Regions from separate parts of the Homo sapiens genome. Here region 2 is linked to region 1. A link is a loop called in an ENCODE intact Hi-C map of the cell type or tissue named here. Cell type or tissue: CD4-positive, alpha-beta T cell. All regions are shown on one strand.

Evidence for each region. Peaks named below come from ENCODE experiments on the same cell type or tissue, not always from the same donor. Only the 100,000 strongest peaks of a DNase experiment are listed, where the experiment ranks them.
Region 2: a loop joins it to region 1, with 3 times the contacts of the local background. A loop is called at or near these places in 32 of 110 quality-filtered maps.

Annotation. Positions count from the first base shown.
Region 1 is chr9:37,783,689-37,786,188 of GRCh38, reverse strand. EXOSC3 (exosome component 3) reads left to right here and starts at 1,125. Exons shown (of 4, transcript NM_016042.4): 1 at 1,125-1,468; 2 at 2,126-2,275. The coding sequence starts at 1,145. RefSeq lists enhancers at 1,233-1,372, 870-1,385, 1,383-1,442. In CD4-positive, alpha-beta T cell, no CTCF peak of the experiment used is centred here; DNase peaks (open chromatin) are centred at 468 and 1,128; H3K4me3 peaks cover 1,950 bases; H3K27ac peaks cover 1,967 bases.
Region 2 is chr9:37,586,155-37,588,654 of GRCh38, reverse strand. It overlaps TOMM5 (translocase of outer mitochondrial membrane 5), which reads left to right. Exons shown (of 2, transcript NM_001001790.3): 2 at 1-242. Among named protein-coding and RNA genes, the nearest start is that of TOMM5, 5.2 kb to the left of the region's middle. In CD4-positive, alpha-beta T cell, no CTCF peak of the experiment used is centred here; no DNase peak of the experiment used is centred here.

The sequences.
Region 1 (2,500 bases):
CCAAAGTCAGATAGATGATTGGAATCTCTTTGGGTTTGGAATTCAACTGCTTCTCACGTGCGCAACTAAGTGTGCTCCAGGGAAATTTGAGTTACTGATATTCCAGGCCATGTAGGGCTATCGGAAGCATGTGAAATATGTATATTTGCAGGGGGAAAAAGTCTAGGGAGAAATACACACCAAAGGAATACATTCGTTCATTCATCAGGTATTACCTATTTCATGCCACACCTTGGGCTCTAAAGAATCAGAACTACAGTGTAGCAAGGGAGAAAAACGGGCAAGATTAAAACATCGTTTATTTTCTTCTTTTATTTTTCTCTGTGTTTTCTAAATGTGACTAGATCTCTAACAACCAAGAAGGTTTTATTTATTTTGAAAAAAACTACTTTTCCTGTTAAAAGGTCAGCCACTCTTCTGAGGGCGGAGTCGGAAAGAAGGTCCCATGAACCCACCTAGCGTCCAATTTCCCTTTTTTTTTTTTTTTTGACAGGGTCTCACTCTGTCCTCCAGACTGGAGTGCAGTGGCACCATCTAGGCTCACTGTAACCTCCGCCTCCTAGGTTCAAGTGATTCTCCTGTCTCAGCCTTCCGAGTAGCTGGGATTACACGTGCGTGCCACCACGCCCGGCTAATTTTTGTATTTTTAGTAGAGACAGGGTTTCACCATGGTGGCCAGGCTGGTCTTGAACTCCTGACCTCAAATGATCCACCCGCCTCGGCCTCCCAAACTTCTGGGATTACAGGCGTGAGCCACCGCGCCCGGCCCCAGCGTCCAATTTTCAAAGCCCCTCTGCTCAGCTTCCAGAGATCCCAAGAAACTCTTAAGTGGAAGTATCTCGTATCCCCACGATGCGACCGGTCACAAAACACGCGACCCGAGACACTGGAAGTGGAGGCTTTTCGATGGACCAAGCTGCGCGGTTTTCATACCGACCCGCGGCCAGGCTGTCAGATAGGTGGCCGGCCACAATCACTGCCACCTTGGACAGGGACCCGTGAGCTGACGGCCATCAAGCTTCATAAACTGGTCCGAATCCAACGGACCGCTACTGCCGGAAACGGAAAGTCCTCAAGGGCGGGTGTTGGAAGCGGAGCGGAAGCGGAAGGCGGGTACCGGAAACGGTGTTTGGTGGAGCCCGCGATGGCCGAACCTGCGTCTGTCGCGGCTGAATCTCTCGCGGGCAGCAGGGCGCGCGCTGCACGCACAGTACTAGGTCAGGTGGTGCTCCCGGGTGAGGAGCTGCTCCTGCCGGAACAGGAGGACGCGGAAGGCCCTGGGGGTGCAGTGGAGCGACCGTTGAGCCTGAATGCTAGAGCGTGCTCGCGGGTGCGCGTTGTATGCGGTCCGGGCCTTCGGCGCTGTGGGGACCGCCTGCTGGTCACCAAGTGCGGCCGCCTCCGTCACAAGGAGCCCGGCAGTGGCAGCGGCGGCGGTGTTTACTGGGTGGACTCTCAGCAGAAGCGGGTGAGCTGGGACTCCGGAGGGGTGGTGCGGCAGTGAGAGTGGTAGCCCTGCTTTGAGAAGACCTCCCAAAAGAAGAGAGGGACCCTGAGGCCCTCTTTTGTTCAGGCAAACCTAGAGCCACCGTAGTCTTGTGCCCACTTCTGCATGTCCTTTAGAGGGACCGTGAACAATAGGAACATAGCCTGAGAAGGGCGACCAGGAGAGAAAAACGTTTGGAGACCGTGAGTCATGATTATAGTCTTCAAAACCCCACAGCAGGCCTGCCGTTTGGAGTCTCAGAGGGCAGGACTAGGCTCAATGAGTGGATGTCATAGGGAGTTAATTTCTCCTAGAACAGGTAAGAATTTCATATAGAAAAAATTGTCTATGGAATGGGCTTCCTTGGTTGTAAGGATTCCTTTGCCACTGGACTTATGCCACAAAGCTAGAGACTTACTGGTTGGGGTGCCTAAGAGATAATGGAGTTTGGACTCAATTAACAGACTACCAGAAGCTGCACACCCGGCACTTTATGAAGTGATTTTCTTTTACCGAAAGTGGCATTTGATCAGATTTCTCTTTAATGACAATAAAGTAACCACAAAGGACTTGCTGAAGGTATCTTCCAATGGTATCTTGTCATTTATGGCTGTTTTTTCATTCTGTTTCTTTTTGTAGTATGTTCCAGTAAAAGGAGACCATGTGATTGGCATAGTGACAGCTAAATCTGGAGATATATTCAAAGTTGATGTTGGAGGGAGTGAGCCAGCTTCTTTGTCTTACTTGTCATTTGAAGGTGCAACTAAAAGAAACAGACCAAATGTGCAGGTAATTACGGGAGCCTTTGGTTTCAAAGAAACAAACATCCATTCCCTAGAACACTCACATATCCAGAAGGCTATCTGAATTGTCTCCAAAGCATGACCTAGATCTCTGAGCTTGTATATAATTGCCCCAGGCTCCAAGAGTTTCTTCAGATGCTCCAGGATCAGAGCCACATAATTATTATTATTATTTTTTACATTTACAATTTATTTTACATTGGCTACATTT
Region 2 (2,500 bases), 200 kb after region 1:
GACAATACTGGTATAATTGTAAATAATGTCAAACTCCGTTTTCTAGCAAGTATTAAGGGAGCTGTGTCTGAAATGGCACTGTCTTGTCAGTCATTTCTGTTTACCTTTTTCTTCTGCCCAGAGTGTATTTGTGAAGAGTCTCTTATATTATGTTTTGTGGAAATCAGCACACAACCACAATGACATTTAAGCACAGGATCATTATTAGTCTATGTTTTTAATAAACATATCAATTAAGAAAAGTTGGGTTTCTATTTTTCTTATCCTACTTTTTGCTGCAAACCAACAATCACTAGTGAGACTTGTATTATATTGAGATTATTGCAAGCTTCAGTAAGTTCATCTTGTTTTGGACTAGAGAATTTGCCAATCCTGATGAAGTGTCATTGTGTTTTATTGCCAGGCAGTCTTAATGAAAGGTAGCATTACTGCTTGATGCTGAGTATATGAAATATTAATACTACCAAAGGAAAAAGTACTATATTTTTAAGCCAAATAGTTCTCCAAGTTTGTTGAGTGGAGGGGGGATAGTCCTTAACCTTCTCCCCAGGAGCAACTACATACACCTCTTTTTAGCTGATTTTATTGGTATTTACCTTTTGGTCTCTAAATAATGTGACGGTCGTGATTGGGATTTAGGTCTCTTTCCTGTCCTTAGCGCCATCACTCACACGTATCTTGTCATCTCTTCCTTCCAAAGGATAACGTAGTGTGATCTTGAGTAGATTAGTATCATTAGGATTCTGAGTATAGTACCTGGTTTTCTTTTGCTGTGTATCTTTTTGTTTTTTTCTAGGCTTGGTTTTTCTATGGAATTTCCACTAAATCAACTAAACTTTTTGCCATTTATCTAAATCATTCACAGCAATCAGCTTTATTAGGTACTCTGTTTCATTTTCCTGAGTAAGCGTTTCCTGGAGTCTTCTGACCCGCCCCTGACTGGACTGATAGCCTTCTATGCCTGATGTGTGTGGCTATATTCTGGGAACTCCCTTCTCTATGCCTGATATGTGACTGTATTCTGGGAACTCCCTTCACTATTGTCCGGGAATTCCTTTTCTTCTCTCTTATTATATCTCGTTTTCTGTTACCTAGTGTCTTGGTTTACTCCCTTGTTTGATGGAGCCTGTTTTCTCTGGCAGTGTCCTCCTGAGAAAGGTGGCATAGGAGGTGAATGACCTTGCTGGTCTAAAAATGTCTTTTTTTTTTTTTTTTTTTTTTTTTTTAACACGGAGTCTTGCTCTGTCAACTAGGCTAGAGTGCAGTGGCATGATCTTGGCTCACTGCAACCTCCACCTCCCAGTTCAAGCGATTTTCCTGCCTTAGCCTCCCAAGTAGCTGGGATTACAGGCACGTGCCACCACGCCTGGCTAATTTTTGTATTTTTAGTAGAGACAGGGTTTTGCCATGTTGGCCAGGCTGGTCTCGAACTCCTGACCTCAGGTAATCTGCCCACCTCAGCCTCCCAAAGTGCTGGGATTATAGGCATGAGCCACTGTGCCTGGCCTTAAAAATGTCTTTATTCTATAGTTTGATGAATATAGGGTTCTAGATTAGCAATCATTTTCCTTCAGAATTTTAAAGCAAAGCCTCTAGCTTTCAGTGTTGCTGCTGAGAAATCTGAAATCATTCTGATTCCTGATTTTTTTGTGGGACTAAGTATTTCTTCCTGAGAAACAAGGATCTTTGTTCCTAGTATGCTTATATTCCATGATGACATCATTTAGTGTGTGTTTATTTTAATACACTGTGGTGGGCACTTGGTGAACCTATTTAAACTTGAAACTTGTATCTTTATTTCTCAAATTTTGTAGGTTTTAAAATAATTTTATTATTTTTTATGGGTATGTAAGTGTATATATTTATGGGGTGCATGAGATATTTTGATACAGGCATACAGTACCTAATAATCACATCAGGATAACGGGATTATCTGTCACCTCATTTATAATTTATTTATGTTACAAACATTCCAGTTATACTTTTAGTTATTTTTAGATGTACAGTAAATTATTATTGACTGTAATCACCCATTATGCTATCAAATACTAGAACTTATTCATTACATCTAACTATATTTTTGTACCCATTAGCCATCCCTGCATTCCTTCCCTAACCTTTCCTAGCCTCTGGTAACCATCATTCTACTCTGTCTCCATGAGTTCAGTCGTATTAATTTGTAGCATCCACCAATGAATGCTTATAGGTTTTTATTGATTTCCTCCCCTTCTTTTTCCTTCTGCTCTCTTTTTAGAACAATAGTACTTTTAATGTTTTCTTTTTCCTTTATATTCTATTTTATCTGTAATTGCTTTTCTCTTTTTTTGTTTCATGTTAGATGCTTTCCTTGGTTGTCTGCTCACACTTAAAAATTGGGAACTAACATGGATTAAAGGCCTGGAGTGGAGCTTGTTGATGTTGAACTTTGCCAAAGGGCCATCTATTGGGCCATTTTTGTTGAGAAAACTTTTTGCGTCTGTATCTTTAGTTATTTCCCATT